Linked DNA regions of Homo sapiens: regions 2, 3, 4, 5 and 6 are each linked to region 1. Evidence: chromatin contacts called from ENCODE Hi-C or POLR2A ChIA-PET data. All regions are on one chromosome and are shown on one strand. Each heading gives the region's core, a stretch centred on a gene start or an enhancer-like site at or near the end of the contact. The rest is flanking DNA. Distances are from core to core; before and after follow the strand shown.

Region 1 (3,906 bases), core at 72-2,571:
TTTCATTCAAAAGACAATTAGGAAGATGGTTTTCTATGGAAAATATTTAAGTGTAGGTCTTAATGTGAAAGAAAGAGGGAGAGAAAGAAACCCCTTTATTATGTTCTCCCTTCCTTAGGCATTTTTTGTCCCGTGGGAAAAAACTGTACTAGGGACAGAGACCTCTGTTAAGTTTTAGAGAAAAGGGATCTTTTTTTTTTTTATTTGAGACAGAGTCTTGCTCTGTCGCCCAGGCTGGAGTGCAGTGGCACGATCTCGGCTCACTGCAACTCCGCCTCCTGGGTTCAAGCAATTCTCCTGCTTCATCCTCCCGAGTAGCTGGGATTACAGGCGCTGGCCACCACGCCCGGCTAATTTTTGTATTTTTAGTAGAGACCGGGTTTCACCATGTTGGCCAGGCTAGTCTGGAACCCCTGACTTTGTGATCCGCCCGCCTCGGCCTCCCAAAGTGCTGGGATTACAGGCGTGAGCCACCGTTTCAGGCCGAGAAAAGGGATTTAAAATGAGAAGCTTGAATCTTATTGAACATAATTGTAGGACTGCCAGAGAGGACTGGTGGATGAGGAATATGGCAAGGGACATGAGATGGGAAAAATTAAATAGGCTGTGGTTTGGAAGTCTCAAAGTGAAATTCAAGGTGCAAGGCTCTTAAAAGTTAAATCCAGCGATTCGGTACATAGCTTAGGCCCTATTAAATGACCCAGTGCTTTAAGAACTATCTTTTGAAAGGAACACTTCACACAAGCACCCTCAAAAATAATTAGACACCTCCCCATTTCTCTGTTAAATGGTGAAAGACACCCAAGACTAGACCTAACTACTGTCACCCTCTCCTGGCCTCTTGGCAGCCAAAAGGCCACATGGCCCAGGCTCTCCAGCATCACTGTGTAGCCGACTTGGACAAAAATGGACTTCTCCCCATTGCCACTTGCAGATCTCTTCAAAGAATCAGCAGATCTGATAGTGTGCCCCTCTTCATCCCCGGCAACCACTGTTAAAGGAAAGATTGGGAAAGATCCCACCCCGCCAGGAGGGAGGCAAAAGCCTCTGACGCTCCCCTCCCCCCATAGCTGACCAAGGCCAGGGCCACTGCGGGAGCACCGCGCGTCCACGTGCACCCAGCATGCCCGGTCACCCTTTATTACGTAAGAGTCCCAGGATGGAGTTGTACCTGCTGCCGGCCCCTCTTCCCCGACGGCTAATAATAAACCCGGGTTCCTGTTTCCCGGCCGCGGCCACTCCAGATTCGGGGCTGAGGGGCTCACTCTGCAACCAAGGCACGTGCATTCTGGTCATCCCACGCGGGGAGCGCGCGCAAGGCCCGCCCAGCCCCCACATGCCAGCCCCACCCTCCAGTCGGTCCGGACGCCGACGCCTTTTTGACCCTCGCTGTGCCCGGCCCTCCTCATCTGGCCTGCCCAGGGCTTGGTGCTGGCGGGGTCCAGCTGCTCCAATCCCTCCTCCTCTGCTCTGCCCTGCCCTGCCCTGGCCTGCCCCGGCGCCCTCCCTCAGCCCGGGTATCAGGCGAGAGGCGGAGCTGGCCCGGCGCGCCCCGCCCCCGCTGTAGAAAGGGCCGGGCGAGTGTTACTCGCGGTCATCCCGGCCTGGGCCTTTTATCTCGGTGCTGCCGGGGGAGGCGGGAGGAGGAGACACCAGGGGTGGCCCTGAGCGCCGGCGACACCTTTCCTGGACTATAAATTGAGCACCTGGGATGGGTAGGGGGCCAACGCAGTCACCGCCGTCCGCAGTCACAGTCCAGCCACTGACCGCAGCAGCGCCCTTGCGTAGCAGCCGCTTGCAGCGAGAACACTGAATTGCCAACGAGCAGGAGAGTCTCAAGGCGCAAGAGGAGGTGGGTGCCCACGCCCCATCGCTGCCCCGGCCAGCTTGGTTGCTTGAGCTCAGGCTTTTCGGAGGGAGAAGTTGTGGTGGTGGGGGGACACCCTTCTCCCCGCGGCCGTAGGTGGGCGAGGAGGTGGGACTGCCCAGCCGCGGGGAGCCACCCAGGCGCCGTCCCGGACGAGCTGTAGCCAGAGAAGGGGGTGCGCGCGGGCAAGGGCGCCAGGCCCCCTAGCAGGGTGAATAATCTAATCTGTTCTTTCGTCTCCGTGTATCAAACAGGCCAGGGCTCGACCCACAGAGCACCCTCAGCCATCGCGAGTTTCCGGGCGCCAAAGCCAGGAGAAGCCGCCCATCCCGCAGGGCCGGTCTGCCAGCGAGACGAGAGTTGGCGAGGGCGGAGGAGTGCCGGGAATCCCGCCACACCGGCTATAGCCAGGCCCCCAGCGCGGGCCTTGGAGAGCGCGTGAAGGCGGGCATCCCCTTGACCCGGCCGACCATCCCCGTGCCCCTGCGTCCCTGCGCTCCAACGTCCGCGCGGCCACCATGATGCAAATCTGCGACACCTACAACCAGAAGCACTCGCTCTTTAACGCCATGAATCGCTTCATTGGCGCCGTGAACAACATGGACCAGACGGTGATGGTGCCCAGCTTGCTGCGCGACGTGCCCCTGGCTGACCCCGGGTTAGACAACGATGTTGGCGTGGAGGTAGGCGGCAGTGGCGGCTGCCTGGAGGAGCGCACGCCCCCAGTCCCCGACTCGGGAAGCGCCAATGGCAGCTTTTTCGCGCCCTCTCGGGACATGTACAGCCACTACGTGCTTCTCAAGTCCATCCGCAACGACATCGAGTGGGGGGTCCTGCACCAGCCGCCTCCACCGGCTGGGAGCGAGGAGGGCAGTGCCTGGAAGTCCAAGGACATCCTGGTGGACCTGGGCCACTTGGAGGGTGCGGACGCCGGCGAAGAAGACCTGGAACAGCAGTTCCACTACCACCTGCGCGGGCTGCACACTGTGCTCTCGAAACTCACGCGCAAAGCCAACATCCTCACTAACAGATACAAGCAGGAGATCGGCTTCGGCAATTGGGGCCACTGAGGCGTGGCGCCCGTGGCTGCCCAGCACCTTCTTCGACCCATCTCACCCTCTCTCATTCCTCAAAGCTTTTTTTTTTTTTCCTGGCTGGGGGGCGGGAAGGGCAGACTGCAAACTGGGGGGCTGCGTACGTGCAGGAGGCGCGGTGGGGCTGCGTGGAGGAGGGGGCCACGTGTGAGAGAGAAGAAAATGGTGGCCGGAGATGGGAGGGCCCAAGGAACCTCCTGGGAGGGGGCCTGCATTCTATGTTGGTGGGAATGGGACTGGGCTGACGCCCTGCATTCAGCCTGTGCCTTTCCTGGGGTTTCTTTTCTGTTCTTTTCGGAGGAGAGGGCCCGAGAAGGGGCCATACCAGGGCGCGGCGCTGGGTTGCCACACTTGGGAAAGCAGCCCGGAGCTGGGTGCTGGGGAAGGCGGGGCGCGTAGCCTCCCGCCGCCCTGCGGTTGGGCCGGTGGAGGCCCAGGCGTTGCTAGGATTGCATCAGTTTTCCTGTTTGCACTATTTCTTTTTGTAACATTGGCCCTGTGTGAAGTATTTCGAATCTCCTCCTTGCTCTGAAACTTCAGCGATTCCATTGTGATAAGCGCACAAACAGCACTGTCTGTCGGTAATCGGTACTACTTTATTAATGATTTTCTGTTACACTGTATAGTAGTCCTATGGCACCCCCACCCCATCCCTTTCGTGCCACTCCCGTCCCCACCCCCACCCCAGTGTGTATAAGCTGGCATTTCGCCAGCTTGTACGTAGCTTGCCACTCAGTGAAAATAATAACATTATTATGAGAAAGTGGACTTAACCGAAATGGAACCAACTGACATTCTATCGTGTTGTACATAGAATGATGAAGGGTTCCACTGTTGTTGTATGTCTTAAATTTATTTAAAACTTTTTTTAATCCAGATGTAGACTATATTCTAAAAAATAAAAAAGCAAATGTGTCAACTAAATTGGACAAGCGTCTGGTCCTC
Region 2 (3,908 bases), core at 1,049-3,548, 1.5 Mb after region 1:
CAAAGCTCTAGAAAGGTGTGACAGTGGCTGGGTGCGGTGGCTTACGCCGGTAATCCCAGAACTTTGGGAGGCCGAGGTGGGAGGATCACAAGGTCAGGAGATCCAGACCATCCTGGCTAACACGGTGAAACCCCGTCTCTACTAAAAATACAAAAAAAAAATTAGCCAGGCATGGTGGCGGGCGCCTGTAGTCCCAGCTACTCGGGAGGCTGAGGCAGGAGAATGGTGTGAACCTAGGAGGCGGAGCTTGCAGTGAGCCGAGATCGCGCCACTGCACTCCAGCCTGGGCGACAAAGTGAGACTCCATCTCAAAAAAAAAAAAAAAAAAAGGAAAGAAAGGTGTGACAGTTTGGTGCTTTCCTGGAAGGTGATCCATTCACCGGTGCCGATAGAGGATGCCCTGCTAGATCACAGTTGTTAAAATCCAAGAGAACTGGGTTAGAGTCCCAGCTCTGACCCTGGCTGGGCCACCTTGGACAAGTTACTTAACACCTCTGAGTTCTGCTTTAAATGGCATACATTCCGCATCTCCCACAGTACCTGAAACACAGCAGGCACTCCATAAATGATCATTATTGTGTCTTAAATTTACTCCTAACTTTTGGCAGCAAATATTATCACCCCATTTTGTGGAGGGGGCCACAGAGGTTCAGAAAGGTTCACCAGTGTTTCAGTTCCTTTTTGCTGTGCAAAAACCACCCCAAATCTTAGTGGCTTAAAATGACAATTAATGATAATTTCTCATAATTCTGTAGATTGATTGGGTGGTTCTTGGGTTCCATATGGTGTCAGCTGGATCTCTCATGGGGATACAATCAATTGGCAGCTAGATTGGGCTGGAAGGTCAAAGAAGGCCTCTCACATGACTAGGGCCTTGGTGCTGGCTGTTGGCTGGGTGGCCTGAGCTCTCTTCTTCACGACCTTTTCATCTGGCTGGCTTGGGCATCTTCAAGTATGGCAGCTGGGCTTCAGGAGGGAGTGTTCCAAGAGGACAAGCCTCAATATGTGAGCAATTATCCTTCCTCTGCTTTTCGTCATGCTCATTAATATTCCATTAGCCAAAGAAAGTCACATGGCCAAACTCAGAGTCAATACATGGGATGTGGGAGGTACGGCTCCTTGAGGGCTGCCTGTGTAACAGTCCAGCCACAAAGGCTTGCCTCGGATGCCACAGCCATTGACTGGTATAGCTGGGATTTGAACCCAAGCCTGTCCGACTCCAGATCCACGCTCCTTCCTCAAGTATTGGTTGAGGCTGGCGTTTGTGGTTCCACTGCCTGAGCCTAGTGGTTAGGCGATTTTCCATCTTGTCTCCAGCCCACCCGTGTCCCTGGTACTCTCTGTGATGTTCTCATCGTACCTCTCCTGCTCCCAACAGAGGGGAGAGAAGCACCCTTCTTCTGCTGGGCTCCCCCTGCCCTTTACTCCTCCATGTTGACTGCAGAGAGCTACTCCTGCTTCCTCCAGAGTCCCAGCCAGGTCGGTGGTGGCCCCATCCCTTCTGACCCCTCCTGCAGCAGCAGCAGCCTGGCTCTGTGGGCCTCATGACCCACATGCCCTTCTGGGCCTCAGCTCAATTTTCAAGGGTACTTTTATTGGGAAAGCGAGGGATCACGAGAACAAAGGCAACATCCTTGAGATAAGCCCAAGTTTACAGCACGCTGTCGTCATCCCAGTGGACTTCCGGTCTGCCTACCAGCTGGGCCGTCCCCTGAGATGGGCCCCCTCCCCTGACCCCTGTCTACACTCAGCCAGAAGCTGATTTGAGCTGGTCCCACAGTGCTGCCTGTGGGAACCCAAGCCCTTCCTGCTCCTATCTGCCTCTGGCTGGATGACGCCCCGGGCAATTCCGCCCACTGTTTTGACCCCAGGCCCCAAACCTAGGTGAGGAACGCCCTCCTCACAGTCCTTCCCTGCTTCCAGTTCAGTGTTGACAGTGAGCAGTGCTCGCTTTGCTATGGCTAGGCCCTCACTCTCCTCTCTTTTCAAGGCCCCAAGAGAGTAAGCCATTTATTCACACCCTATCTTGACAGCAAAGCCGGGGCCTTGAACCTGGGGCACTGCTTTCAGCCATTATTCTTGCAGAGGCCCCAGAGCTCCCAGCCTGCATTTTTGGAGTCTGAGCAGGGCCCACAGCTGTTTTGCTTCAGCTAGGAGTGAAGGCTGACAAAGAGCAAGGTCTCTGGAGAAGGAGGAAATGTTTTCTGGATGCCAAACTGGTGACTGTGGGGAGGTGTGGGGCAGCGGGGAGGGAGGAGCTCTCACTTGTGCCTAGGGAAAGGTCATGGTCAATGAGAAAGCCTTTGATGGGGAGAGTCTGAGATGGGACCCAGGAACATCACCATGAAGCTGTCCAGGATGGATGTGGGACCCTCTGTCAGACCAGGCCAGTTCTCTTAATGTAAGATCAGCAGGCCAAGGTCCTGGGATATGGGAGCTCCCAGGAAGTGGACTGGGATGCCTGAGGGATCCAAGAATTAGCAGTGTCCTGTGTGGTCTCGCTGAGGGAAGCCAGGCAAAATCTAGCGGCTCAGCTGTAACAGCCGGAGCTCTTGGCTCCCAAGCAACAGGAAACAATTCTGGCTTATTTAAGCAGAAAAGGACTTTATCAAAAGGATCTTGGGGAACTCACAAAATAACCAAGAGGGCTGAAGAATACAGTTGGTGAGTCGACCAAGGAGGCTGCACAGCAGTCAGGACCACAGCCAAAGTCAGGCAATCCAGGGATGACCTCGCTGCCAAATCCAGGACTCCCTGGCATACACTGCCACCTTGGGACGTGGATATGGTCCCTGTCGCCCCAGGAACTGGAATGCCATTGACTTGGCGACTGCCACCATCCACCAGAATGGACTTCTGTGCTCCTTGCATCTCTGTATTATTAGTTCCCAACTCCAAGCCTTTGATGGGGGCATCTGATGGATTGAGCCTAAGGTAAGAGCCTATACCAACTGCAATGGCGGCTGGGAAAGTGCCCCTATCTGGGATTTTTAGCTTTTCTGGTGGGAGGCAACTAGGAAGATGAAGGATTCTCCAAACGTGGGAGGAGAGGCTGGAGGCTAGATACCTCACCTAGAAAAATGCAGGGCAGCTGAGTGTTGAAGAAACATGTCTCCAGAGACAGCCTGCGTGTGTATTCCCCCTCCTCCAGATGTCGATGTCGGGGGGCAGGGAGGTGAGGTCAGGAAGTATACGTGGAGTTAGGAACCCTGGGTTCGATTATGAGTCTCCTCTGTCTGTCAACCTGAGATAAGCTATTCACAACCCCGGGGCCTCAGTTGTGCCTCAGTGCCCACTGTCCAGCCTTTGAGCATGCAGAAGGTGTGTGCTAGCTTCTGCTGTCGTGTGGGCCCTCTGGCCGAAAGATGCCCCAAGACTGCCAAAGCCCCAAATGGAATGGGGCTGTTTGCTCAATATAATGATTGAAAGTATGGGTTTTGGAGTCAGGGAGATTGGGGTTTACCAGCCATGTGCCCTTGGATGTGTTCTTTAACCTCTCTGAACCTTAGTTTCCTTATCTGCAAAATGTAGGCATGGTGGCAGGCACACAGCCTCCCTTCCAACCTCGTCCTATGGTGCCCCCATGGTCTGCAGAGACTGGAAGGCTAAAAACTGGATTTCCCAGACACCTTTGCAGCTGGGACTGTGGATGAGAATTCAGTTTCACCAGTTAGATGCAATCGTGTGAAGTCTGGCTGTACCTGCTAGAGGTGTGTGTGTGTGTGTGTGTGTGTGTGTGTGTGTGTGTGTAACAACATTCTAGTGTTTGCTCAGTTACCGGCTTTGTGGGTGTTGAGAGGGGTTGTGGTGGCAGTGGCTTCCTGATCCTTGGATCGCAGCTATGGTAGTGCACTCTGGAAATCTACATTTCTAGAGGCAGGCTCCCTCACGCCTCACCTTCCTGATGG
Region 3 (3,859 bases), core at 87-2,586, 1.1 Mb after region 1:
TTCCACGGCTCTTTCCCTCCCAGAAGCCTGGAGGCCACTGACTGTGAGGACATCACTAAGCTCTCCGAGAGGAATGGACTCAACTGCAGGGGGTTCAGTGACTCACCTCCAGCCAGGCCCTCCCAGGAAGAACCTGTGGCTGTACAACCCTCCACCCCCCAGTGCCATCTTGCCAAGGTTTTGCCCGGCGTCGTCGACCTGGGGTGCAGAAAGCAGCCGGTGAATGGCAAAAAAGGGGCCTGCAGTCAGCAGGGCCTGCCTGTACCTCCCCACACACAGAGGACCTCGCTCGGGCCACCGGAGAGTGTGCTGGTACTGCCTGGAGGGGCCCAGGCAGCCAAGGAACAGCCTTCTTGGGCGGCCGTGCAGCCTGCCTGAGGGGCCAGGTCTCTCCAGCCTGCCAGAAGCCGGTGGCCCAGCACTGGCAGGAGACTCTCCTGACCTGCCCCAGCAAGCCCACAGGGGAAGGCTCAAGCTGTTAAAGTGGCACTAGCAGAAGGGAAGTAATGGGCACTGGGATTCTTGACAACATTTCCGTTCGGGCTGGTTCCGCGTTTCCCTCAAGCGAAGGTAATGCTGTTTCCAGCATCTGAGCTCCTAGAGGAGAGGGAAACATCCCTGCTCAGTGCCTGGCTGCAGAGGGAGGGGTAAGACACACAGGAGCCTGCTGGAGGGTGAGGGAGGGGAAAGGGGCAGGACAGCCACCTGTGCCCAGGAGAACCATCTGCCTGGTCACTCTTAGCCCAACAAATGGCCAAACAAAGATGAGCTTCTGAGTGACCCCGACAACTGAAAGCGGCCAAGGCTGAAGTCCACGGTGGGAAGCCAGAACTTTGACATCCACTAGCTTACAAGTCAACGTTGCATTCTCTCTCTCTCTCTCTCTCTCTCTCTCTCTCTCTCTCTCTCTGCAGTCAGGAACAGCACTGGAAGCCAACAGGCCAGATGGAGTTAGTCCTGAAGTCAAACTTTCAGAAAGAAAAATGTCTTAGTCTTCAAGGTGAGTGTGCCAGTTGCCTACCAGCAGATCAGTTGGTCATAGTGGACCCCAGACTGCACAGGCTTTGGAAACAGTCTGCTGTTTAGAGAGTAGTCTAGGTTCACTTTGGAGGGCTTCTGGAGACCTGCTTCCGTGTCCTCTTTGTCCCCCACCCCACCCCACCACCTCTGCCAGGCCTGCCCCTTAGCAAACTCAACCCTTAAGCATTGAAGCATACTAGGGCTCCTTGGTTCTTAAGGTAACTTGAGATCCCTCAGGTGTGGCATTTAAAAGCAAAGGTTCTAGATTTGGACAAATTTAGGTTTGAATCCCAGTTCTGCCTCCTACTAGCCGTGGACTTTGGGTAAGCTATTTGAGCTCTCTGGGTTTCACTTTCCTTATCTGAAAAATGAAACTAATAGTAATACTTATGCAGGGTGGCATTGTAAAGTTTAAAGAACAGAAGTGAAGTGTTCAGGGTTTAGCCCAGCACCCAGCACACAGTAGACACTCAACAAATGTTGGTACCTCCAGCACCCCAGAATTCTAGCCTGGGACAATCCAGGGCAGGCTGGCTGAAGCTCAAAGCAGCAAGACGGCCGCCAAAATGTAATCTACTCACTGGCTGATTCTCCAAAATACCCTCCCAGTCTATGCATCCTGGGCTCTGTCCCTAAGAGGAAGCCAGACCTTTCTGCTCACCAACTCGTCCCCCTGCACCTTCCTGATTGAAGCCACATTCCACGTCATGCCTGTACATCTTCCCCTCGCCCTTCAGACCCAGGTAGGGGCGCTCCCTGAGCCCCCAGCGGGGGGTGGGGCGGGCACCCATTGGCAGAGAGCAGAGACGCTGGGCTCCTGACCTCAGCACACATAGGTGATGCTCCAAGGGGGCTGCGCTCAGACACATCTTAAGGGGAAACCACAAGACTGAGCCATTGTGCTTATTGGCGCCATAAATCACCAACGGTTCCTATCTTGCTGCACCTCCCTGCCCCCGCTCCCTTCCAGCTAAGCTGTCCCAGGGCCCGCCCCCCCACCACCTCCCGACACCACCACCAGGGCCTGCATGACTCCCCAAGTCGGGGGCCAGAGCCACCCGCTCACTTACAAGCAGGATGAGTTCCGCGGAGTTTATTTGTTCTCCTTCTTTTTCAAAAATCTGAACTGCCTTTGTTCCTGAACAATAAGGAGTGTGCAGCTATGGAAGGTGAGGGGCCACGGGTGGATTGGGGTGGGGTGAGAACAAGGGCTTGGGGGGTCGAGGGCAGGCCTAGAGAGCTTGGATGCTCGGCAAGCCCAGGGCCAGCGCTCCCCTGAACTCTGGCCCCTGGCCAGCCCTCCTCAAAGCTGAGATGACTTCCTGGCTTCTGTATCCAGAACACATTCTCTATTACTCTGTCCACAGCCCTTTTTTCAAAATGGTCACAGGGTTCAACTCAGCCTAACTGGACACAGGCCTGGTCCCTGCAGCATCGAAGAAGCCAGGGGTAGCATCTTTGGCCAAGTCACCCACTGACCCCCACGGCCTGGCAACTTTTGTGCTTCCCACCTGCATGTCACCTCTGGGGGTCCCTTCCCTCCAAGAACGTTGCCATCAGGTGGTCTTTCTGATTTCCTCTGCTTCAGCAAAGGCCTTATTTTTTACTCAAGAGCCTGGCTTCCTGATCTGCACAAAAGAGACTCTCCAGATGTGTCCTGGAAAATCCCCCAAAAGTAGGGGGAAAGGTCCCAGTCAAAGCCAAAGCAAGGAAGAGGAAAAAGAGGAAGGAGGAAACTGTCATGGGATAAGATTTTGTCACATATCTGTAATTAAAGGTCCTCTTATATGTGCATACACAAACACACGCACGTATACGCATAACACGGTTAACAAATATTAAGATCTTAACAGTGGCCTTCTCTAGGAAAGATGGGATTATGGGTGACTTTGATTCGCCTCTATCCTAGCTCTCCTCTTACTAGCTGTGTGATTTAGAGCAGGTTAGCTAGCCTCTCAGTTACTCAGTTTCTTCACCTGTAAAATGGGGCCATCATTCTTCTCAGTGTACTATATTGTGAAGATTAAATGAGATTATACATATCAAGATCTCAGAACAGTGCCAGGCACACGTAGTAGAGGTTGAGCATTCTTAATCTGAAAACCAAAAATCTGAAATGCTCCAAAGTCCAAAACTTTTTGAATGCCAACATGACACCACAAGTAGGAAATTCTACACCTGACCCCATGTGATGGGTCGCAGTCAAAAGACCATCAAAACTTTGTTTTGTGAACAAAATTATTAATAATATTGTATAAAATTACCTTCAGGCTACACATGTAAGATGTATATGAAACATTAATAAATTTTGTGTTTAGACTTGGGCCCCAACCCCAAGATATGTCATCATGCATATGCATATATTCCAAAATAAAAAAAAATCCAAAATCCAAAACACTTCTGGTCCCAGGATTTAGGATAAGGAATATGCAACTTGTAACAGAATCAACAAATACAACAACTATAATTATTTCTCCCTGTCTCCTTAGCCTTTTGCAAAGGGTATGCATTGCTTTGTAAATTTTTTTAAGCGTTGTATTGTTTTAATTCAAAAAGTAGCTGGCACGGGGGCTCACGCCTTTAATCTCAGCACTTTGGGAAGCCGAAACGGGTGGATCACGAGGTTAGGAGTTCGAGACCAGCCTGACCAACATGGTGAAACCCCATCTTTACTAAAAATACAAAAATTAGCCGGGCGTGGTGGCGCACGCCTGTAATCCCAGCTACTCAGGAGGCTGAGGCAGGAGAATTCCTTGAACCCGGGAGGCGGAGATTGCATTGAGCCAAGATGGCGCCACTGTACTACAGCCTGGGCAATAGAGTGAAACTCCGTCATAAA
Region 4 (3,798 bases), core at 924-3,423, 1.0 Mb before region 1:
GCATGTGTGTCTATATGTGTAATACACACATATATGCAGTCATATCACTTAACTATGGGGGATTTGTTCTGAGAAATGTATCCTTAGGTGATTTTGTTGTTGTGTGAAAATCATAGAGTGTATTTACATAAACCTGATGGTATAGTCTACTACACGCCTAGGCTACATGGTATAGCCTATGGCTGCTAGGCTACAAACCTTATCGTTTTTTATTGTACTGAATACTGTCAGAGATTCTAACACAATGGTATCTAACCATAGTTAACCATAGAAAATAGACAATAAAAATAAAGTATAAAAGATTAAAAATGGTACACCTGTATAAGGCACTTACCATGAGTAGAGCTTGGAGAACTAGAAGTTACTCTATGTGTCAGTGAGTGAGTGGTGAATGGATAGGAAGGCCTAGAACATTTTTGTACACTCCTATAGATTTTATGAACACTGTACACTTAGGCTATACTAAATATGCAAAACATTTTGTTTTTTCAATAATGAAATAAATTTAGCTTACTGTAACTTTTTATTTATAAACTTTTGCTTTTTTAATTTCTTGACTCTTTTGTAATAACCCTAAGCTTAAAACAAAAAAAATTTTACAGCTGTACAAAAATGTTTTAATATCCATATCTAGAAGCTTTATTCTGTTTTTAAATTTTTTATTTTTATATTTTACCTTTAAAACATTTTTGTTAAAAGCTAAGACACAAACATACACATTAGCCTAGGCCCACACAAAGTCAGGATCATTAATATCACTGTCTTCCACCTCCACATTTTGCCCCACTGGACAGTCTTCAAGGGCACTAACATGCATGAAGCTGTCATCTATGACAGCAATGCATTCTTCTGGAATACCTTCTGAAGGACCTGCCTGAGATTCTTTTACAGTTAACTTTTTTATAAGTAGGAGTATACTCTAAAATAATGATTAAAAGTATAGTCTAGTAAATAAATGAACCAGTAACATAGTCATCTATTTTTACTATCAAGTACTATGTAATGTACATAATTGTATGTGCTATACTTTTACAACTGGCAGCTCAGTAGGTTTGTTTACACCAGCATTGCCACAAACACATGAGTAATGTGTTATGCTACAATGTCACTAGATGGTAGGAATTTTTCAGCACACACACACAAGTATATATATTATATATTATATTATATATTATATATATATGTATATATATATATATATATATAGAGAGAGAGAGAGAGAGAGAGAGAGAGAGAGATGGAGTCTTGCTCTGTCGCCCAGGCTGGGGTGCAATGACACAATCTCGGCTCACTGCAACCTGACTCCCAGGTTCAAGTGATTCTCCTGCCTCAGCCTCCTGAGTAGCTGGGACTACAGGTGCCCACCACCATGCCCAGCTAATTTTTGTATTTTTAGTAGAGACGGGGTTTCACCATGTTGGCCAGATTGGTCCCAAACTCCTGACCTCAAGTGATCCACCCCACTCAGCCTCTCAAAGTGCTGGGATTACAGGCGTGAGCCACCGTGCCTGGCCAACACCATTATAATCTTATGGGACCACTGTCATACATGTGGTTCATCATTGGCCAAAGCATCTGTATTTATATATGTATGTTTCAAATTATATATATATATATATATATATATATATATATATATATGATAGCTATACATGAACATACACACACACATATATAGACATATATAGCACATAAAATTGGCACATATTAAGCATTTTGTAAATATCAACCATTACAATTGTTACTACTTTTCTCAGCAAGGCTATGAATGCTGTTCCAGCCTGTCAAAATCACACCTGTTTAATGTGTTTTACCCAGCACGAAGTCATGTCTAGTTGAGTGGCTTAAAAATTGTGATCAAATAGCTGGTTAGTTAAAAAGTTATTTCACTGTGTAAAATACATCCCTTAAAATGCACTGTTATTTATCTCTTAGTTGTAGAAATTGGTTTCATTTTCCACTATGTTTAATTGTGACTGGATCATTATAGACCCTTTTTTTGTAGTTGTTGAGGTTTAAAGATTTAAGTTTGTTATGGATGCAAGCTTTTCAGTTGACCAATGATTATTAGCCAATTTCTGATAAAAGAAAAGGAAACCGATTGCCCCAGGGCTGCTGTTTTCATTTCCTCATTGGAAGAAGAAGCATAGTATAGAAGAAAGGCAAACACAACACATTCAACCTCTGCCACCATGGGGAACTGGGCTGTGAATGAGGGGCTCTCCATTTTTGTCATTGTAAGTACCAACAAGAGATAAGTTATAAATTCTCTGACTTCTCGGGGTTATCTTGGAACTAAAATAGACCAAAGCTTTTTTGTTCATTTGAGGAATTGTGTTGAAACTGATTTACCATGTGAACCTATATCTATCTGTAAACAGACTGAGTCCATTCTTCCAAATTCCTTAATGGAAAGAACATATCTGGGGGCTCACTTCTAGCTTACTTCTGAATTCCTAGGAGGAATAAATTAGCCAGCATTTCGCAGAAGGAGTAGAAAATATTTCATGCTAATGATCTCTGATTCTGAGTTGTTTAGTAATGTTTACTCAGACGCACATGTCTATGTGTTTATACTACTTTAAAAATGACAAATTGAAATTTTATACCATTTTCTAAATAAAAAATATAAGATTGACTCATGTATGGGAAGTAGGCCTTTATTTCAGTAATTACACTAAATATAATAAAACTTCTCAAATTTATTTTCAAAAACAAGTACCTTCTTTTTTCAGAGATCTAAACTTGAGTTATTTATAAGATTTATAAAAATTCAAAAGAACAGAATTGAAATAAGTCATCTAGATTCATAAATATGTAGTATGTATATTTATATATAATTGTATATATATATAAATCAATATAGTCTGGAGAAACTATGTAAGTAAAGATATAGCTAATTTACAAGTGGACAGAATGATTTCTGTACTTTTTAAAACAAAGAAAATCAACTGTTCTCTTAAAATGGTGTTATCAGCAAAGCAATAATGGACAAATTGGGTAGATAGAAATACGATTTTTAAATAGCCTTTCTAAATAACCAATAGAAGCATTACACAGATGTTAAAAAGTACAATTATGAATGGAATATGAATGGAGCTTTTGTAAAAATTTATCATGAAAAATAATGAGTCTTTGAGTTTTAAATATAGAAAGCAATTAGTGGCACAAATAAAAACAACAAATATTTTGTTATAAAAAATGTTTACGCCAAACCAACATTCTACTGCAACAGAGAATTCTTCCGAGTATTCGAAGCTGTAAACTTAACTTCTTATCACCATTTTTAAGGGCAAATAATTTCTATAGAAAGTAAGTTCAAATTAAACTTTTAGCTCTCGCCACAATTTTTCCCAGGAAATGACCTCCTTCTAAATTATATACTCATGCACTTGAAAGTGAAAACACAGCTTGGAAAGTCAGAGTAAAGAAAGAATGACAAGATCAGGAAATTGGGAAGTTGCTTTAGCACTTTTTTCTTTGTAAAGAGAGAATATTATCAAGTGTCTAGAGCATATAATAGCTTCAAAGCATAGTTGAGAAAAGATCACTATGGAGCTGAAGGTAGAGAACTGGGTAGTGTGACCACTTGATCCAGTCAGTGCTTAGGATAAAATGAACTGTCATGATCTAGAAAGCTGTTTTTGTTGTAAATCCCAAGCCCCTCACTATGCTCAATATTCTCTCCTTGAAGCATTAAGTAAAACTAATCAAGGAAAATGGAAGGCTTGGCATTTTAGCTGATGAGAATTCACTAGCTGGATTACTGTGTGGTAGAGGGAGGTGATTAGCACCTGT
Region 5 (4,263 bases), core at 1,099-3,598, 1.1 Mb after region 1:
TGAGCATTTCATCTTTTCAGGATCCTGCACTGGTTAATGTCATTTTCGTCTCCGTTCAGCTTTTGACCTGAAGGAAGGGGAAGCCTTCTCCACTGTGAAAATTACTCTTTCACTGGAAACCATTGTTACTAATAATAACCTCACCAGGCACACCATCGAATGGTCCGGATGCCCCCTGCCCGCAGGGGTGGGGCACACACATGACTCAGAGGGGACATGGCTGGCCCAGGTCAGCGGGTGAGGGCCACAGCCTTGGCCACTCCACGTCTGGAACCCTGGTCATGTTCTGCAACTGGGCCTTTCATTCTTTTTTAATCCTTTACACAAACAGTGTGTGTGTGAACATGCGCACGCTGGTGTGTCTGTGTGTGTGTGTGTGTGTGTGTGTGTTCACGCGCGAGCTTATGTGTGGCTTTGAAATCATCCAAAAAAGGTTTTTCATGGTTGAGGCTGACCTGGTGCAATGCAGAATATATTATTTCTTTCAGAGCGTGGATAGCAGATCTGCACGTGAAACACAGATCAAACACGGCCCACAGAAACAATGGTAGGAAGCATAACCAGAGTGAATCGATTCCTTGATCCTGCTCTGCCAAAAAATTAAAGAGGAGCACTCCTGGGGTTTTTAACCCAGATAAGACTTCAGCCACAGCCGTATTTCCCATGTTCCTGGATCTCTTGTTCTGGCTCTTATTCTGCGGATAAAATGTGGAATAGAGTAAGCAGTGTCGAGTTCTGCCGGTTCATCTGGCTTTTTAAAAAAAAATTAAATGGCTCTATCTCTTTGCCCTCAACACTTCTGCACACGCACATGTGCACGCACACAGCCTTGTTTTACCTTTTCTCCAGAACTAAACTGGACAGACTTTGCCATTTCTTTCAACAGGACAAGGAGAAGGTAGAAAGGGCCCTCTCAGGCATCAGCCTCTTAAAAGGACAAATTTCTTGAAGCAAAGAAAGTTCTAGTCCCCAGTCTGAGACCCATTCTGTCTCTCCATCCCCAAGTGATGACACAACCCCTTCGTTCTCAAAGATCTGTTTAAATATGTAGGTGGTCTTGCTTGAGTCAACTGGTTTTTATGTCAGCATTGACCTCAGTCCTGAGATCCTAGATTGCCCAGCTGGCAGAGCACTGGAGGGTAGAGCTCGCTGCAAGTGAGGCCAGCCCACCCCCAGCCTTCTGATGGGCCACTGAGGCCACCCCGTTGGGCTGGTCATCTGCAGCCGGTGTCCTCTCCTGACCTCTGCTCTAATCTCAAGGGCACCCTTTATTTAGACACCACAGTCCAGCCTGAGCCTCAAGTCCTCGATTCATTGGCTGGACATGAGCCAGGGACAGCCACAGGCTGGCTCCAGAGGGCTCCCCAAAAGAGGCCACAGAGGCCCCAGGAGGCAGGCTCTGGCCGAGCTGGAACAGAGAACGGAGGTTTAAATTTCCGAGGCCTCAGTTCGAATTCCAGCTCTCTCACTGGCGATGACCTTGATCCGTGGGGTAACTTCCCTGAGCCTGGTGCCTGCATCAATCAAATGGAAGAGGAGAAGACCACGTGAACGTGGAGCAGAGTGAGATGCAAAGATGCTGGCCTTGACGTTTGTAGTGATTAGTGAGGCAGCCACAAGCCAAGGAAGGCCAGCAGCCACCAGAAGCCAGAAGAGGCAAGGAACAGATTTTTCACTGGATTCTCATGAGAAAGTATGGCCCAGTGAAACTGACTTCAGGCTTCTAGCTTCCAGAACCATAAGAGAATATATTCCTACTGTTTTAAGCCACCAAATTGTGGTCATTTGTTATAGGCAGCCATAGGAAGCTAAGACAGAATTTACAAAGGGCCTCCGGGAGACCTCTGTGAAATGGTACTAGATATTGACTTGTATTATCTTAATGGGCCCTGACAACGAGCTTTTAAGGTAGTGGGCAAGGCAAGCCTTGTCAGTGTTTTACTGATTAGGAAATGGAGGCTCTGAGAAATTAAGTGTCTTGTTCGAGGTCACATGTTGTTTGGTGGCAGAGCTGGGACTGGAACAGAGGTGACCCAGAGCCTGGTGCTGGTCCCTTTCCACCACCCGCCATGCCCTGTGCCCACCCTCCCTCCTCTGACCAAGTCTAAGCAAGTGGAAAGGAGGGCTTGGCCTCCAGTGGGAGCTTAGCAAGGCCTCTCAAGGGCCTGGAAGACAAGGGGACCCTTCTCTAGCCCCCTGCCTGGCCCTGGGTGTTTGCATTTGGACATGTGCTGTGGCAGAGGCATCACGGGGGCACTGGATGCTCCATCTGGAGTTACGTCTCTTCTCCTAGAGGAAAGGGAATCCAGGGACATGAATTCTCTCTCAGTGACTCACCTCTGAGCCCTGTCAGGTCTCCCCGGGCCTCAGATTCCTCTGTGGTGACATGGAAATAATAACAGGGCCGCCCCCTCCTTGAGGAGCTGTGGAATTAGAGAATGAGCCTGCACAGAAATGCCCACGGTGAGTCGATTACCCAGTTCCGCTCTCCTCTGGCCCAAGCGGTGGCCCCGAGAGTCCCCTGGAACAGGAGGGCCTCAGGGAAATTTGCCAGGGGCACCACACAGAGAGCACGCCAGGGAGGCGTTGCTCAATCTCTCACCCACGTGGGCCCCAGGGAAAGCCCGCAGCCCAGCCATGACTCCTGAACTGCCCTGAGAGCCTGGGACAGGCTCGCACTGCGCTCACTCATCCTCTCTGTCTCTCTCTCTCTCTCATGCTTTTCCTTTATTTTCTCATGCTTTCCCTCTCTTGTGCCCACACTCCAGAAATATGTTTCCCATCCCCTCATTTCCCTGCATTCTCTGTCCTCCTCCTCCCGTCCTCCTTGCTTGCTGGCTTTCACTTACTCTCTTCTTCTCCCTGGTGCTCTGTTCCCCGCTCTGTGCCCTCTTTCATGCCCCCTGTCCATCACCCCGCCACTCTCTTGCTGTCTCGGCTTACTCTCTCCTGCTTGCCCTCTTGCTGCCTTACTTTCCTCTCTTGCCCTCTCACTCTCTGACTCTTCCGTGCTCTCTGCTGCCCTGGACCCTCCATGGCCCCCACCCCCGCCCTGGGATCAGGCTGAGGCCAGGCTTCCGCTGAGCTTCCCTCCTTGCTTCACCTCTTCCCTGCCGCGCTGCTGCCCTCGCTCTCTCGCTGGCTTCTCCTGCAAGGACTTGCTCCATAAAGCACTCACACGGGACTTCCCCCTCAGGCTCTGCTTCTAGAGAATTCTTTCTTTTTTTTTTTTTTGAGTCGGAGTTTCACTCTTGTTGCCCAGGCTGGAGTGCAGTGGCACGATCTTGGCTCACTGCTGCAACCTACGCCTCCCGGGTTCAAGCGATTCTCCTGCCTCAGCCTCCCAATAACTGGGATTACAGGTGTGTGCCACCACGCCCAGCTAATTTTTGTGTTTTTAGTAGAGCGGGGTTTCACCATGTTGGCCAGGCTGGTCTCCAACTCCTGACCTCAAGTGATCCACCCACCTTGGCCTCCCAAAGTGCTGGGATCACAGTCATGAGCTACCGCACCTTGCCCTGGAGAATTCTTACCTAAGATACCCTGGTAGGTTCTAGAGAAGGAAAATCAGGAAAGATGTGCCTGCCCTGCCTTCCAAGAGCTTCTGGCCTGGGAGGAGAAGCATCCTGAAGGAGAATACAGGGCAATACCCCCTGTCCCAGGTGCTGCAATTGAGGTCTACTCAGCCCACCACAAAGCACCAGGGATTAGGTGATGTGTTGAGTGTGTGGAGGGATAATCGGGGAAGGCTGCATAGAGGAGGTGGCCCAGGTTAATAAGGAAATAGGGGAGGGAAGGGAGATGAAAGGGAAACAGGAAAGAAAAAAAACACAAGGCCATAGTCTCACCCACCAGGGGGCTGCCAACTGCTATATGTGGCTGGAATATGGGATAACAGGGTCGGGGGCACTAGATGAGGCCTGGAAAAGTTGCAGGAATCCATCATCGCAGGCCTCGGGGGGCTCAGCTAAGGGGATCAAACTTACTCCTGAGGGCAATGGTGAGGCATGGAAGATTGTAGAGGGATCTAGGGTTGGTCCTGAAAGGTAACCCTGGCAGCAGAGTAGAAGGCTTTGAGAGAGGCAGCTGGAGGCAGAGATTTAGACAAAGTGAGCTCTCAGGTCCCTTTCAACTTGGAAGCTCTAGAAGTCTCCAGGGGAATTACCGAGGTGGGGCGGTGGCATGGAGAAGAAACCCAGGCCAGGGGTGACCAGCCAAATCTCCTGAACATTGACGATGGGGAGAGATGGCCACCAGCGTCAA
Region 6 (4,155 bases), core at 552-3,051, 1.9 Mb after region 1:
TAGCAAAGAAGGTTCTGCAGGAGGGAGGACAGTGGAATCAGGAGTTTGGTGCTGGAGTTGCTATGTTGAAATGCCCATCAAGATACTGAAATGTAGGCATCTGGATATAGAGTCTGGAGTTCATCAGAGAGGTCTGTGCTGGAGATACAAATATGGGAACCATCACATAAAGGGTGTGGGACTATAACTACATACTTATTCTACGGCAATAAAACAGATGTTCCTCTCTTCATAAGCCAAGTCCTAAAATAGTAAAAAGACAACCACAATTCAAGGAATTTCTACAAATCCCCTATGGAAAAGCAAATTACACCACCGATAGCAGCAGTTTTCAACATTTTTTTTCCCACAGCTCTATATAGGCACATACATGAAACTTTCTCATGGATATTCTTGGATTTTTATGAAATCCAACAATAAATGGTGCAGAGAGGTATATCATTATAATAGTCCCTAAACCTGACAGCGATTTAAATTTCTCATTAGCCATGGGTAGGCTTCTTTAACACTACTTTTTTCTGTCCCATTCAAAAAAGTACAATACATCAAAACTGAGAATGACGTTTTACAGGAGTTAAGTAGAGCCTACTCTTTCAGTCATCTGCAAACAAGTATCTGTTATCAGTCTCTAAAAACAAATTACTGTGACGCTTTAGAGCCTAATATCTGCATACTAATGTATCTCAATTGATAACCCTGATCTGAAGTCTTGCAATAGATAAAAAATAAAATTCTGATTAACTTTTTCTGAACCTGGGTTATAAGATGTACAACAGAGTCCCAAAATGTTACGGTGCCTTTTCTTCACACACTGAAATTCGTTAGTATATTCTGATCCTATTCTGAAGGGATTAACAACTTAATCATGCCCCAAGGCATTTCATGGGTAACTAGGTGATTTATAAACCCCCTTCATACTCCAAGAAATAACAGACTACTTACAAAAAAATTTTACTCACACTAACTTCATTAAGACCTCAAACACTCAAAAGTTCCAGAAAAAAAGTACTTTGAATTCAAATTTGTATTTTATACACAACGTATGTAGCTCCTGCATTAACTTAGAAGCAATAACAGCTTACATTTAAAACGTATCGTCAAGAGGCTGTAATACAAATTTCCCATCTATAGAGTTTTTTCTAAAAGCTCGAATATTATGTATTCCAGCCAAGAAATCAAGAGAGTTCTGTTGGGAACTCGGACAAAAATTTCACACAATTTTCAGTGGAAGTGTAACAACACGCAAAATTAACAAGTCTCTGTTGCATCGTTGCCAGGAAGACCCCAGATACAAAGCTTCTTCTCCACCTCTGCTGAACCCCAGGAGTTCAAAAATTCTAGACTAAGCAGTCCAGCGGAGAACACAGCAGCCTCTCGGGGAGAGGGAGGTGCAAACGTCTCAGCCGGTTGGGCGGGAAGGGGGGCTGGGGAACAGGCAGGGGTTTCGGGGCACTTACAGGTCCGTCAACACCATAAGCTCCGAGTAGGCCCGGTGCAGCAGAAATTCAATGAGGGTGCTCAGCCGGTAGCCCGGGCTAGCCGCAGCTGCAGCGGCCGCCGCCACGGCGGCTCCCGGGGGAGGAGGGGCTGGGGCTGACGGGGGTCCGCCGCTGCCCCCGCCGCCGCCTCCGGGCGGGACCAGCTGGTGGTTCTCCAGCTGCACTGGGGCCATGGCGGCGCAGGACCGGGCTTGGCGCAACGGCACACGATGCGGTCCTCGAGCCTCCCGGGCGCTCGGTCACCGCGCCGAAACGGGAGCGGGCAGAGTCGCCACCGCCTACCGCCGGGCCGCCTCAGAACAGGAAGCCGTGCGCCGACCGCGGAAGCCCGCCCCCATGTAGCGAGAAGTCCGCCGACCCCAGGGACAGGAGCGAGGGGCGGGGGGAGGCGGGGATGGGGGGGAAGCAGGGCGGCCCCGCAGAGGGGAAGCTGCGCCTCCGCAAACGCTCAGAAGCAGCTTCGCCAGACAGCCGCAACGTACATGTTGACTGCCCGAGGCGGAAGTCGATCGGCAGAGCGGAAGGGGGACCTGCAGAGGACCTTCCGACAGGTCTGTGTCTGTTCTCTCAGCTGTCTAGCACCGCAGCGCTGGGGGGCGCGTGGGAGTGAGGCGGTACCTGTGAGCGCGCGGGAGAGCGGAAAAGGGAGCCGCGCGCCGCCGGAAACCAGGGTGAGGGCTGAGCCGGAGTCGTCACCGGGAACGTCAGCAGTTGCCCCGCCCTTACCCTCGCCGCTCTCCCTCCCGCCTCCGCCCCCTGGCGTTGTAAAGGCGACAATTTGCCCAGAGAAATCCACCATCGCTTCCTAAGTGGGGCACAAACACAGCCAGGGGAGGCCTCCTCTAAATGTTCGTGAATTCTGGTTCTGGAATCGCGAAGAAATGGGAGCGGCCGCGCGCTTGTGATTCTCAGGCCTTTGCTCCTCCCATACACGTCCACGGCGCGTTACGTGGGAGAACGTTTTCGCCCCTTTTTTTTTTTTTCCAAACTGTGGGAAAAGGTGCTAGAAAATATGATTGCGGGTAGAGACAGGGCCGCTGGCAGAGTAACTCAATTTTAATAGAGTCGGGTGTATGCTGAGGTCGTCACCATCCCCCAAATCCTGTCAGTCCCACACAAAAACGGCCCTTAAATCCCCTGCCACGGGCTCTCATATAGTTTTTGTCCTTGCTCTTGCAGTCACCGCTCTATTCTGAAGGGCTTTTCAGTTCATCCATGCCTACCGACACTCCCGTCCCCCCCATCAAAGTCCACGTTTAATTTTTTGTACCTGCTTTAAAACAGCGATTCTCAACCTTGGCTGCACTTTGCAATTATCTGAGGAGCTGTTTTTTAAAAAAATACTTAGATATATGGGTTCCACCCCTGTAGATTCAGATTTAATTGGTCTGGCTTGAGGTCTGGGCTTGGGGAATTTTTGAACTTTCCTAAGGTGATTCTAACATGCCCTAACGTAGAGATTCACTATTAGAAGCATTCGTTGCTGCGACCCCTTTCAAACATCTTTTTGCAGTTTCATCTCCTCTTGGTGTAAGAGATGTTCATGATGTTCCCTAAGGTTAGAATATTCTTACTGTCATCACTTGGGTAATTCTTTATCATTGTTGAAAGCGGTTCATCTGCTTCTGAAGGTGTAAGCTCACTTGTTCCCTCCCTTGGTGGTCCTAAAGCACATTGAAACAGAATATCATTGTGCTAGTTATTAAAATGCATTGGGATTATTTATACCCCTTACAGATACAGTTGCTGGAAGGCAGCTACCTTATTTTTAAATATTATTTTTATTTTTAATTGATAGTATATACTTATGGCATACAATGTGATGTTTTGAAACATGTAACCATTGTGGAATGAGCAAATCAGGCTATTAACATCTATCAAATGATATACATACTTACTTCTTTTGGTGAGAACATTTAAAATCCACTTTTAGCAACTTTGGAAGATACAAAAGGTTATTGCTAATTGTAGTCACATTGCTGTGCAATAGATCACCAGAACTTATTCCGCCTATCTAACTGAAACTTTGTACCCTTTGACTAATATTTCCCCTTTCTCCACCCACTGTCCTACCCGGCCTCTGGTGGTAACCACCATTCTACTCTTTACTTTTTTTTTTTTTTTTTTTTTTTGAGACAGAGTCTCGCTCTGTCGCCCAGGCTGGAATGCAGTGACGCGATCTTGGCTCACTACAACCTCGCGTCCCAAGTTCAAGCGATTCTCCTGCCTCAGCCTCCTGAGTAGCTGGGATTACAGGCACGTGCCACCACGCCCAGCTAATTTTTTTTAAATTTTTATATTTTTAGTAGAGATGGGGTTTCGCCATGTTGGCCAGGCTGGTCTCAAACTCCTGACCTCAGGTGATCCACCCACCTTGGCCTCCCAAAGTGCTGGGATTACAGGCATGAGCCACCATGCCCGGCCTGAATTTCATTCTTTTTTAAGGCTGAATAGTATTCTGTTGTATATTTATACCACATTTTTTAATTCATTCATTGGTTGATGGACACTTTGATTCCGCATCTTAGCTATTATGAATAATGGTGCAATGAACATGGGAGTGCAGATATCTCTTCAACATACTGATTTCAGTTCCTTTGGATATATACCCAGAAGTAAGATTGCTGCATCCTGTAGTAATTCTATTTTTAGTTTC

The links. Hi-C counts contacts between places; a loop is a spot of excess contacts on that map. ChIA-PET counts read pairs that join two places held with the same protein, here RNA polymerase II (POLR2A). Pooled maps may share reads with other maps.
Region 2: a loop to region 1 is called in a map of ascending aorta, with 4 times the contacts of the local background. The contact joins the promoter of LINC03099 here to the promoter of MID1IP1-AS1 in region 1. A Hi-C loop is called at or near these places in 2 of 168 maps with a recorded cell type or tissue (ascending aorta and chondrocyte) and 5 of 50 pooled maps. POLR2A ChIA-PET finds 5 or more read pairs at or near these places in 1 of 52 experiments (HEK293T).
Region 3: a map with no recorded cell type shows a loop between it and region 1 (6-fold over the local background). The contact joins the enhancer-like site here to the promoter of MID1IP1-AS1 in region 1. A Hi-C loop is called at or near these places in 1 of 37 single-sample maps with no recorded cell type. POLR2A ChIA-PET finds 5 or more read pairs at or near these places in 1 of 52 experiments (SK-N-SH).
Region 4: a loop to region 1 is called in a map of OCI-LY7, with 10 times the contacts of the local background. The contact joins the promoter of CYBB here to the promoter of MID1IP1-AS1 in region 1. A Hi-C loop is called at or near these places in 1 of 168 maps with a recorded cell type or tissue (OCI-LY7), 2 of 37 single-sample maps with no recorded cell type and 5 of 50 pooled maps.
Region 5: a loop to region 1 is called in a map of chondrocyte, with 2.3 times the contacts of the local background. The contact joins the enhancer-like site here to the promoter of MID1IP1-AS1 in region 1. A Hi-C loop is called at or near these places in 1 of 168 maps with a recorded cell type or tissue (chondrocyte). POLR2A ChIA-PET finds 5 or more read pairs at or near these places in 2 of 52 experiments (BJ and H1).
Region 6: a map of CD8-positive, alpha-beta T cell shows a loop between it and region 1 (13-fold over the local background). The contact joins the promoter of MED14 here to the promoter of MID1IP1-AS1 in region 1. A Hi-C loop is called at or near these places in 3 of 168 maps with a recorded cell type or tissue (CD8-positive, alpha-beta T cell and naive thymus-derived CD4-positive, alpha-beta T cell) and 10 of 50 pooled maps.

Annotation. Positions count from the first base shown.
Region 1 is chrX:38,802,562-38,806,467 of GRCh38, forward strand. MID1IP1-AS1 (MID1IP1 antisense RNA 1) reads right to left here and starts at 1,322. Exons shown (of 2, transcript NR_046706.1): 1 at 1,172-1,322. It overlaps MID1IP1 (MID1 interacting protein 1), which reads left to right. Exons shown (of 3, transcript NM_021242.6): 2 at 1-1,852; 3 at 2,122-3,906. The coding sequence starts at 2,386. The coding sequence ends at 2,937. RefSeq lists enhancers at 1-790, 791-1,632 and a silencer at 1,435-1,654.
Region 2 is chrX:40,260,619-40,264,526 of GRCh38, forward strand. It overlaps LINC03099 (long intergenic non-protein coding RNA 3099), which reads left to right and starts at 2,299. Exons shown (of 3, transcript NR_110386.1): 1 at 2,299-2,934.
Region 3 is chrX:39,935,680-39,939,538 of GRCh38, forward strand. LOC105373180 (a long non-coding RNA gene) reads left to right here. Exons shown (of 5, transcript XR_949028.3): 2 at 915-1,000; 3 at 1,630-1,763; 4 at 2,171-2,189; 5 at 2,388-3,415. Among named protein-coding and RNA genes, the nearest start is that of LINC03053, 72 kb to the right of the region's middle. RefSeq lists an enhancer at 1,280-1,509. Within about 2 kb of position 1,337, at least 3 of the 41 ENCODE cell types and tissues checked have a DNase peak (open chromatin) inside an H3K27ac peak, as active enhancers do.
Region 4 is chrX:37,777,886-37,781,683 of GRCh38, forward strand. It overlaps CYBB (cytochrome b-245 beta chain), which reads left to right and starts at 2,174. Exons shown (of 13, transcript NM_000397.4): 1 at 2,174-2,237. The coding sequence starts at 2,193. RefSeq lists an enhancer at 2,216-2,265.
Region 5 is chrX:39,905,948-39,910,210 of GRCh38, forward strand. No RefSeq gene overlaps it. Among named protein-coding and RNA genes, the nearest start is that of MIR1587, 71 kb to the left of the region's middle. RefSeq lists enhancers at 1-702, 1,530-2,729, 2,138-2,834, 2,208-2,502. Within about 2 kb of position 2,349, at least 14 of the 41 ENCODE cell types and tissues checked have a DNase peak (open chromatin) inside an H3K27ac peak, as active enhancers do.
Region 6 is chrX:40,733,741-40,737,895 of GRCh38, forward strand. It overlaps MED14 (mediator complex subunit 14), which reads right to left and starts at 1,802. Exons shown (of 31, transcript NM_004229.4): 1 at 1,458-1,802. The coding sequence starts at 1,672. MED14OS (MED14 opposite strand) reads left to right here and starts at 1,950. Exons shown (of 2, transcript NR_169211.1): 1 at 1,950-2,050. RefSeq lists enhancers at 1,172-2,093, 2,094-3,014 and silencers at 1,410-1,789, 2,050-2,139.